Linked DNA regions of Homo sapiens: region 2 is linked to region 1. Evidence: read pairs that join two places in POLR2A ChIA-PET (ENCODE). Cell type or tissue: HepG2. All regions are shown on one strand. Links, peaks and the distances in the headings refer to the core of each region. The heading gives the core; the rest is flanking DNA.

Region 1 (7,601 bases), core at 2,023-6,022:
ATGAGCTTTGGGGTTAGGGGTCTGAGAAGACAGAAGCCAAGATTCTGTGTCCTCAAACTAAAGGTAATGTAGAATCTGGCCACTGTTACTTTGACTTCACATTTATTTACTTTAAAATCTAATTTTTCACCAACATGACCTATGTTAGTTAACTTCCTTTGGGAATTCCCAGCCCATCATAAAGAATCATTTATTCATCCAATGGATCCTGTGTTCCAGAGATAAAGAAATGAATGTTATACTTGTGGAGTTCTTAATCTAAAAGATCAAGCTGAATTTCAAAGTGAAGTTCGACCCTGTTGAGTGATTTCCATTGTGCTTTTCCTGTATGGTACATGAACCCTCAAATGTAAGCACACACAAAATCTTTAGTGCTGAAACTAGACAGGTTAATCCCACCACGATTAGTGGGGTATCACATGAGGTAACCTGGTTGACAGAAGAACCTGGAGTCTCAAAGAACCTGTTCACCTTCCACAGAGAATAAAAAAAATGTACCTATTGTCTCTGAAGACCCACTCCAAAGAAGACTCATGGTCGGTGGGGAAAGGACAACTATGTGTGGAGGCAGAAATCCAATGCTCATTCCCTGTCTCTCCATCTAGAGCTGTGTGATAGCAACATGCCATTTAAACCTCCTGGGTCTCAATTTTCCTATCCATAAAATAATAATTATTAGAATAATGTTTTGGCCTGCCTGTTTCACAGTGAAGACCCATAAGATAACACAAGTGAAAGGTGCTTTTAGTTGCAAAAGCACCCAACATATATGTTCTTATGCTGACGCAATATCTTCTTGGGTCCTTAGTTTTCCCAGTGTTTATTCTATGCCCCACTTTGCCTCAGATCCACCAAGGGGTTATCCCACACAGGATCATTGAAGCTTACTCTCTTAAACACTGAAATGCTTTTAAGATTTTATATATATATATAATATATATATTACGTGTATATATATATGTGTATGTGTGTGTGTGCATATATATATGATTTCCAGTTTATGAGAGCAAGTTTTCCAAGCTAGGGTAGCCTTTGGAGGATGCCTTAAGTCATACTCACCACCACTCTTTGGTCCTTCATGAGTAAAGGAGGCTACTCAAAGGAAGACAGAAGACAGACTGTCACCTCAGGGACCTGTTAGACTTGCTCTGTCTTAGACAAATGATACAGGCATTATCTCTCATTTCTTCACTTGATGCTTTGGTTCCAAATCACTAATGTATTTTTTCACATTTTTAGTCTGGTGTGTGTTCATTTAGAAAGGTATCCTTTTTTTTTTTTTTTTTTTTTTTTTTTTTTTTTTTTTTTTTTTTTTTTTTTTTTGAGAGGGAGTGTCGCTTTGTTGCCCAGGCTGGAGTGCAGTGGTGCGATCTTGGCTCATTGCAACCTCCGCCTCACGGGTTCAAGCTATTCTCCTGCCTCAGCCTCCCGAGTAGCTGGGACTACAGGCACGTGCCACCACGGATGGCTAATTTTTTGTATTTTTAATGGAGACGGGGTTTCACCATGTTAGCCAGCATGGTCTCAATCTCCTGCCCTCGTGATCCACCCACCTGAGCCTCCCAAAGTGCTGGGATTACAGGCATGAGACACCATGCCCATCTGGTATTCATTTTTTTTTTTAACTAGACCCTTCACTGTTCCCCATTTATAATCACCATATGAGTATGTTTGGTTGATGTTGACAGAGTCAGACTGTCTAAGTCCTCTTATTTTAATCATTTTGGGTTTCTAAATACAGGACCAAAGCCAGAGGTATAGCAGATGACCTTGATATGGCTAGGATGCACAGATCCATTTGACTGATACATCATCTCAATCACAAATGCTACTGGTTTGGGTTTATAATTTTAAAGAATAGCTATACATATAGATGCTATTTTTTAGTTCTTGTTCATATAACTTTAATTTTTTCACAAAGAGACTCACCTTCACTGCAATTTATTTCAAATAAAGTTTATTCCTCATTATTTATTATCCATTTGGGAACTATACAAACCATTAATTCATTAACCTCTTTCTGTTGCATGCATTTCATCTATTTATCATCATTTGCAGCAAAAAAGCAACAAGTGAAAAAAAAGGAAGTACAATTCTATCTTTATACTTGCTGACAAAAGTTTGTGTATGATTGAACAGGGAAGAGGCAAACTACTGACTGACATGAAACTTGGCAGTTCCCTATATATCCAGTATCCACACCAATCCTGGAAGTTTAGAGAATCAGATATTAGAGGATCCAATAGCTTAAATCCTGTCAGCTCACAGCATCTTTTCTACCTCACTATTATAACCCGACATCAAACATTTGCTATGCACCCACCTCCTGCAATGAGTTGGTACGATGGATGACAATTATCAGGGGCTGAGGTCTAGCATAATGCCCAGGAACTTCCCTAGCATTAAAATTGTTTTTGCTGACCAAAGTGTTCCCTGGTTTTCTAAGAATATGCTTTCAAACCTTCAGGGTCTTATAATATCTAAAGCTTGTGGTTATCTAACTAGTTGCCAGAACCCATCCTGAAAAATCCCCAAAGCAAGTCATCAAGCTGTCCTTGCATTTTGTTTGAACCATCTAATTTATTAACGACTTAATGTTGGAATGCAATGACTCCATTAGGTGTTCTCTGCCTCATCTCAACCAACAACAAGGTGCGGTGGAAAGTGCACTAGACCAGATATCAAATATGCTGGTTTCAAGATTGTTCTGCCAGTATTCAGCTGCATCACCCTTCTGGCCTGTTTTCTCCATCAGTAAAATGAAAGGGTAGTGTCTCAGATTCTTAGAAAGGGTGCCAAACATCCTCTGATTTTTTTTCTTCTTTATTCTTTTGCTTCTAAATCACAAAGACTAATCTGAAGGAATCATACGTTTTGATTTATAGTTGCAGCAATGGATAAAATTATCATGAATTTGAGTATTAGTCTTCATATGTTAAGATCTGGAAGGTAGAGAGTTTGTACTACTTTTCTACTAGATTTTCTACTCACTGGAAAACATTTGCCATATGCTGTCTTCCCTGGGTTTTATGCCTGAGAGCAACATGTTGTGCCAGGCTAAAGTGTTTTAGGACGTTTTGTTCTAGGAAGGACTAAAACAGAGCATGGGTTGTTCTGGCAAGTTCTTTGCCATATGCAAGAGGTCAACTGAAAAGATGACAGCCTGATGGGAAGAGGTGAGGACTGACAGCCCCTCCGAGTCAAGACTACAAAAAAAACAGAAACATTTTCTCAGCCAGTGATGGGAAAATGATAAAGGAGAATTTCCATGTAAGAAGCTGGAGCACAAAAGAAAAAAACAAGGTCCCCAAAGAGGAAGAAGCTAGCAGGCCAGCAAGGAAGCCAGGGGCTAAAGGTTATAGTACATTTTTTTCTGCCTCCCAGGGCCGTTGTGAAGATCCAGGGAGATAATATTTGTTAAAGAGCATGGCTTAGTGCCCATCCTCTGGCTGGCAGTCCAAAAATGTTTATTCACCTGCTCTTCTTTCCTATTCTTAGCAACTGGATGTGGCAGCTGTTAATTCCCCACCACAATTCTCTTTCCACCGTCTCCTCTTTTCTTTGTAACCCATTAGGGAGAGGTCTCAGTGGAAAGGAAGGCTGGACAAAGATGCCTTCCACCAGCCTGTGATGGAGGGCAAAGACCAGGTCTCTTTTGCTGACTATAATATCACCAGGGGCCAGAATTGTGTTTGGCACATGGTAGGTGCTTGACAGAAAGCAGTCTTTTCTGGGTTTTATACCTGAAAGCAACATGTTGTGGTGGGCTAAAGTGTTTTAGGACATCTTGCACCTGGGTTGTTCTGGCAAGTTCTTCCTTATCTCAGGATGTTGCATTACCAGCACATGCTGGGGTTATTCTTGAGAAATACAAGTGAGAAAGGCAGAAGAACTGAGTTAGCCCAAGGCCACCCAGAGAACTGTCCTGTACACATGTGCATGGATGATGCATCCAGAGAGTGTGCTGAAGGCTGAGTCACCTCCACCCCCAACACCAACAGGGAGGATAATGAGTCAACAGGATTACCTCTTCTCAGCCCTTCTAACTTACAGCTGGAGGGCTTGGGACAAGAGACAGCATGATAGTATTAGGGAGAATGAGTTTAGCATAAATTTCAGCAAGTCTAGAATCTTACAATTGGGCACTGTTTGGGATTATCTATGCTTCTCAACCCTTGCATCAGAATTCATTCTTTATTGTTGGTTACATATGTCACTTTTACTGTAGTAACCATAAAATCCACCAAAGAAGACAATTAAGGTTCTACATAGAAGGGAGTTGTAACATCTTTGGTTAACTCGGCAATTACCTTATTACTTTGGTCTCCTCTTTAATTATTTCTCCCTTCTCATTATGTTTTTTTCCTCAGAGAATACAAAAGAAGATTAAAAATGAGTTACAGACACCTGGGGGCCCAGAAGAACTGGACTTTTCAGTTAAAAAATGTAAAATCTCTGAGTTATTGGGAAGAAAATCTGTAATTACAATACAGTCTTTTGTCACAACCAAATACAACACTGTTCAAATTTGTTCTTTCAGCACCCTAGTCTCTAAGCTTCTTTTCATCAATATTTTAGTAACTCATTAACTGTAAATTGTACCTAGTCAAGATTCTGATTAGTGCTTGGTTGCTCAAGAAATCTCCAGCATTGCTCTCTCTTCTACAAAAGGGTAAAATCACTTTAAATGGTCAAGGAACCTGCTTTCCATGTTTGAAAAACATAATTTTCACGCTGTATATTTTGAATATTTGCCATCCTAACTATATCTTTGAGATTCCAGTGGCTTTAATGTGGCTCTGTTTGGTCAATTGCAGGACACGGTCATGAAAGCAAATTTGCACAAGGTGAAACAGCAGTTTATGACTACCCAAGATGCCTCTAAAGATGGTCGCATTCGGATGAAAGAGGTAACTTTACTGACAGTATTTTTCATGGCTCTACTCTTCTTGACTGTTTTTTTCTTTACTTTATCGTCTTGGGCTGTAATATTCTTTGAAAGACAATGGAAACTTTACATTTGATCAGGAAATTAGAGATTTCTGAAAGGCAGTTGGCCTAGATAGCATTTTAAAAGTAATCACCTCTCCTTTTTCATCTACTTAGTAACAAAGAGTGTGCAATTCTTTTATCATTTTATTTAGGTCAATCAATATTTGTACCTGTTTTATAATTTGGGAATTGAAATGATAGAGGCCTTTCAATTACTTGATCTACTATTTGTCTCTTTATACAGTGTCCTGTTCAAATTGAACATTGATATAAGGAAAAACTTACTGATAATAAATAAGGTTAAACTTCAGCATCAGCTCCCAGTGCAGGTGGGAAAGATCTATCCCTAAGATTATTAAAAGCACGACAGACAATAGGTGTCTTTACTTCAACTCAACCCACTTTTATGGAGCACATACTAAAGCATGTAACTATACTACATGTGTAGGGCTGTGGGGATGGTCTACAACTTACCTGATCATTTCTCCTTCCAGTTACAAAAATGTTTACAGTTTAGAAAGGACTTCCACATATATTTTGTTATTGTATTCCCATAGTAGTTAAGATGATGATAGGCATGAAACATTATCCCTATTTTGCTGATAAGGACTTGAGTTACTTTCCTAGAATAACATGACCAAATAAGTGGTAATGGTTTTAATGGAACCCTGCTTATAGATATGAATCTATACAGGTTCATACTATGTAGCTATAAATCTGTATGTGAAAATGAGTCAATCTGAAACTAAGATATTTTTTCATAGTCAAAATTGCCTGTTAGACATATTACCTAACACTGGGAGAGCTAGTCTCTTGATGCTGTGACACTGCCATATTTGAGCAGTCAATATTATTGAAGAAAATAATAGGATAATTTCTTCAGGAAGTTATGTTAATAGGGCAGGATAATGTCCCTTTATAAAAAGTGGGCGTGTTCACCAGGAGACTGCCTTTTCAGAAAACTAATAAACTAAACTCTAGATTTATGAGTGTAGCTGTTTCCAAACTTTTAATCAAAGGCAAAATTGTATATGTAACCAAAAATTCTCATTATACTGGATGTAAAAGTATCAATGTATGTATCAACAGAACAGTAAATGCAAACAGCAAGTTAGGTGCACTAAACAAAATATTCATAACTACATGTTCACTGTTGTAATTTTCCAGAACCTGGAACAGAGCATAGCACATAGTAGTGCTCAGTATTTCTTGACCTAATTAACGAATGAGAAAAACATAGCAAATAACTGAAAACTATGTCATTATCTTACTAACAACAGATAGACATTCCCAAGTAATTGGCCAACCATTTTGTCTTGTAATCCTGCACGTGAGTGTCATTGAGGTTGTTGTTTGTACAAAAACTGATGGTGCAAGACTGCATCGTTCCCAAGGCGCCTTAAAACGCAATGAGTCTGTGAGTCTAAGGAGCAGCAAGGCCTTTTGTTTCCCCTACATTCCCTTGCTGTACCATTGACCATTTCACTTACTCCAATTACAGGTAGTCGTGACATAAAAATCAGCCCACTTTGACTCATGTTGGATTTTCTAGCAAAAAACAAGATGGGAAAAAGGCCACCCTTAGTCTCAAAGGGCAGTTCCCAGTTCCAGTTGACCCTGTGTAGGTTGATGGGAAAAGCATGAAGTCAATATGGTGGAATATGAAACCTTAGGCAAGTTACTTAATTTCTCTGAGCTCAATTTTATCATCTTTACCAACATGGCAGTTATCATTTGTTGACTAATTGATATGTATGAGGTATGTTCCTAAACAATTTATAAATACTGGCTCATCTTACTTTTAGTCTTCCCATCAGGACCAGGATATCAATATTATTATCTCCATTTTCCAAATGAGGAAACTGAGGCACAGATATATTAACTAAATTACCTAAGATCAAATACTTAGTAAGTAATGGAGAAGAAATTTAATTTCACTCTAAAGCCTATAACACATTGAACTGCACTGCCTCCCATTGATAAAAAGGGGATATTTATACTCATCCTGAAAAACTGGTGTGAGGACTTAATGAGATGATAAATCAAAAGCACCTTGCTGGTACCTGCCATGTAGCAGGCACTCAACATCTGATAGTTATTGTTAACATGGTGTGTCCTTGAGCTGACCCATATCCAATTAGAAAATATGAATGAGAATGTGAGCTAATTACACCTAAATCCCTTCTGGAGCATTTGCTGTGGACTCACTCTGTGGTATTGTACAAGACACTGAGCAAACTACTCAGTTATAGAAGAAATGACAATTGTTTATGGGAACAGCTCAGAAAGAAGACAACATACACTACAATACTCTAGGTTTGGCAATGAACACAGCCAAACCTGAAAAAAAGTATTATAACTACATAGGGGAATAAGGTATTATTATAACTTTGTTCAAGGGAGTGCATGAAGTAAATCAGTCAAACTGGTGCTCATGTAAAAAAGCTGATTGGTTGAATTCATCATACTTGAGTCAACTGTTGTAGTATCTTATAGACACTAATAATGTAAAAGAATATAAACCATAGCTAACACTCAAGTATCAAGCCAGGCAGCAGTCATTCCTGCTTTTGCACTGAAATATTGTATGTATACAACATCTTACCAGC
Region 2 (4,000 bases), core at 1-4,000, 250 kb after region 1:
GCCACTTTTTTACTATATAGGTTATTAACTTGAGAAATAAAGCATTAAAAGAACAATGAATTTGGGAGCACAACACAGCAAAATGTAATCTGCCCACAAAATTGGACTTAGAGGAGCAATTTTCCTCTAAGCTTTAACCTGTTTCATAATTAAATGAAAAATAAATAAACTATCCAAAACAAAATTTATATGAAGTAAAGCAAAGGGAAATAGGACATAAGCTTGATAAAAGATAAAGCTAATCAAATATAAAATAAAAAGACAAGCAGGGCTGGGCGCAGTGGCTCATGCCTGTAATCCCAGCACTTTGGGAGGCCAAGGTGGGTAGATCATCTAAGGTCAGGAGTTTGAGACCAGCTTGGCCAACATAGCAAAACCCCATCTCTATTAAAAATACAGAAATTAGCCAGACATGGTGGTGCATGACTGTAATCCCAGCTACTCGGGAGTCTGAGGCAGGAGAATCACTTGAACCCGGGAGGCGGAGGTTGCAGTGAGCCGAGATCGCGCCACTGCACTCCAGCCTGGGTGACAGAGTGAGACTCCGTCTCAAAAATAAATAAGTAAATAAATAAAAGACAAGCTATTCTTAAAATTAGTAAATGACTAAGTAGTCTAATGAAGGAGAAAGAAAGCACACATGCAATTGGGTCAGAAGTACAAAGAAGCTAAAACCTCAGATATAGATAAAATGAATATATTATTAAAAAGATAGCCTGATAAAACAGTTGAATTTTTGCAAATATACTTTAAATAGTGTGTAAAATAGATGATCCTCCAAGATAACATAAATGGTCAAAATTGATCAAAGAAAAATATAAAACCCCTTAAAAGACCAGTAACTGAAGGAAATTGAGAAAGTTATCAAAGTCTCCTCAAAATGGCTTTCAGCCTGCATGATTTTTACAAACCAATGCTTTCAAGCTTTCAAATAACAACAGCAATTATAAAAATTCCATTCTAGTCAATCTTTTTCAGAGTAATGGGGAAAAAGGAAAGTTCTCCTTTCTTGTTTTTGAAATCAGCATAAGCTCCATATCCAGACACAAAAAAGATACACAAAACACATGTATGCATACAGAGCCAATCTCATATATCAGTACATCAGCCAAAGTCCTAAATAAACTATTAGTGAATCAAATTCTGTCGTACATCAAAAGAATATTCAAGGGAAAGCTCAACATTAAGAAATACATTAATATAATTCATAATATTTAACAGTCAAGGAGAAAAAGTAAGTCATCTCATCATTAGGTAGATGACAATAAACTATTTGAGAAAAGTGAATTAATTTTCATGACTATTGTTAGAAACAATCCTTTAGGGATGGGGAGGGGAGATGAATTAGAAATGTTTCCTATCAGTTCACAATTGCATCTATTCTGAAGCCATTAGGAATGTGAATGGTAACTCTTCCTCAAACCATCACATAAGGAAAGATACCCTGAAAGTCTGACACACCGAAGTCATCTGTCAGGAATCAATCAGAGAAGCTGCTGGGAAAACCTCAGAGAAGCTGCTGGGAAAACCTAGGCATTCTGAGTCATCATTGTTCTTATCACCCGTGGCAACTGATGCAATTGGAAGCAACTGATGCTTTCAGGGTCATGGTTTCTTCAAAGCCTGAGCTCATTAATTTTGCTGTTTGAGAACTTGCAGTTTGATCCAAAAGCTGACAGCATCGATTGACCCATTGCCTTCCTTCCTGCTCTGATACTGGAAGTTCCAACAAAAGAGGAGGAGGAACAGGACCAAGAAGAACATGAAAGCAGAGGACCAGGGGCCGGGCGCGGTGGCTCACACCTGTAATCCCAGCACTTTGGGAGGCTCAGGTGGGCGGATCACGAGGTCAGGAGATCGAGACCATCCTGGCTAACATGGTGAAACCCCGTCTCTACTAAAAAATACAAAAAATTAGCCGGGCATGGTGGCAGGTGCCTGTAGTCCCAGCTACTGGGGAGGCTGAGGCAGGAGAATGGCATGAACCCGGGAGGCAAAGCTTTCAGTGAGCTAAGATCGAGCCACTGCACTCCAGCCCGGGCGACAGAGTAAGACTCTGTCTAAAAAAAAAAAAAAAAAAAAAAAAAGCAAAGGACCGAAGGACCAAGACCCCTTCCCAACTGCTCCATTGGTCAAAACGAAGTCAGAGCAGAAGCTCTCAAAAGGATGATACTTTGAATTTGCTTTCTGTTTTATTTTCTACATTCATAAACGTGCACAAATCATAAATGTACAATATTCACAAAGTAAACACACATCCAAGTCAAGAAATAAAATATTTCTAGTACCCCAGGAGCACTTCTTAAGTACCATCCATCCAGCCACAACCCCCATCCCTGCACAAGGGAAATCGCTCACTGATTTTTAACAGGACAGATTGGTTGTAGCTGTTTTTAAAAAGTATTTTATAAACCTTTAAAAGAATGTGCGTTTTGTCTTCCTTTAATCAATATTGTGCTTATGAGACCCATTCATCTATTATATATTGGGGTCTGTTAATTCTCATTGCTATACAAATAGACCGTGGTTTATTTACTCATTCTTTTTTTAACAGACAACTTCCTGTTCAGGCTATTACAGATAGTGCTCCTATGAACATTGTTGTACATGTTTTATGGATGTATATGTGCATTTCTAAGTAAAATGTTTGAGTCACTGGAATTGTACATTTAGCTTTAGGAGATATTGCCGAGCAGCTTTCCAAAGTTCACATTCGTAACGTATGAAAGTTCCAGTTGCTCCACATGTCTGGCAACATTTTGTTTTCCATCTCCTTTCATTTTATCCATTAGTTAATTTTATAGTGGTATTTCATTGTAGTTTTGATTTTCATTTCTGTAATGACTAATGAAGTTGAACATCTTTTTATATGTTAAGGAGCCACTTACATTTTCTCTTTTATGAAGTCCCTGTTCAAGTCATTGGCCCATTTTTTAGTTGGGTTGTCTGTCCCCCACCCTTTTTTGTTTTTTTTTTCTCTTTTTTCTGTACATAATTTGACTACCTATTATACTATGTCTTTCTTTTTTCTTCTACTTCTTCTTTTAGTTTTCTGCAAACCCCCTTTCCTCTTTGTGTTGTCAATATCATGAAGGCAAAATCAATGTTCTCATCTTAGTACCACCCTCAGGGCCTGACACTCTGTTTTTCTGAAAAACTTGCTCAAAAATACCCATTGATTTGCATTAGGAGATTCTCTTCATCTGCTGAATTAACCCAAGGTTCTTGTCCAAGCAGTTTTTTAATAGGATTTAAAATATGGTGGGAACTTCTTCTCTAGACATGTTGTGGCAAAACCAGAATCAGTTCTGTGTGAGGAGACAAACTAAAGGATATGTCTTAAGTGTTAGGAGCCAAATTAATTCCTGTTAGAGTTGACGCTGCCTATCTGAGTATCTTGGGAAAGTAAGAAAAATATGAAGAAGGTTAAATTATCTTTTTCTACGCTCAAAAGGAACTTCTCTTGTATGTGATACACTTCTATGCCTTGTATGTGATACATTTCTATGCCTTTTCTCATCTTGTTATGTCTTCAATATTTTTCTCCCCCATATAAATTGTCATTTCACTTGAAAGTGTCTCTGTCATCTCTCTCCAATTTTCATTATATGGTCTAAACTATATTGCTATCCCTTCTGGAAGTGTCTACATTGCCTTCCTTCACATTCATTCTTCTCACAATACAAGCCTTCCAGTTCTATCTTCTCTGTCCTTGATTTCTAAGTTAACCTCATTTATTTAATCTTGTATTGGTCATTTTCTCATCATTAATCTCTTGCAATTGGGCTAGGATAAATAAATATCTGTTTAATCTGATGGAAATATCTGGATCTAAATAATTTGAAAATGGTCTATTTTATTTTAGCATGTAAATTTTAATAGAATTTAATCACATAAATAAACGTCTATGTTTTACAATGTATAAAAAATAATAAAAACTTTAATTCTGGGGATTATAGCTTTACAGTTCCGATCGGTGCTGAGATCTGTAACATATGGC

The links. ChIA-PET counts read pairs that join two places held together with the same protein. Peaks named below come from ENCODE experiments on the same cell type or tissue, not always from the same donor. Only the 100,000 strongest peaks of a DNase experiment are listed, where the experiment ranks them.
Region 2: POLR2A ChIA-PET joins it to region 1 with 5 read pairs; 3 of 35 experiments call an interaction of 5 or more read pairs at or near these places.

The regions. Positions count from the first base shown.
Region 1 is chr6:25,656,735-25,664,335 of GRCh38, forward strand. It overlaps SCGN (secretagogin, EF-hand calcium binding protein), which reads left to right. Exons shown (of 11, transcript NM_006998.4): 3 at 4,818-4,910. Among named protein-coding and RNA genes, the nearest start is that of SCGN, 8.3 kb to the left of the region's middle. RefSeq lists an enhancer at 3,470-4,669. In HepG2, for the core only: no CTCF peak of the experiment used is centred there; a DNase peak (open chromatin) is centred at 3,977; H3K4me3 peaks cover 1,344 bases.
Region 2 is chr6:25,908,900-25,912,899 of GRCh38, forward strand. SLC17A2 (solute carrier family 17 member 2) reads right to left here. Exons shown (of 12, transcript NM_001286123.3): 12 at 3,855-4,000. Among named protein-coding and RNA genes, the nearest start is that of SLC17A2, 20 kb to the right of the region's middle. In HepG2, for the core only: no CTCF peak of the experiment used is centred there; a DNase peak (open chromatin) is centred at 1,592.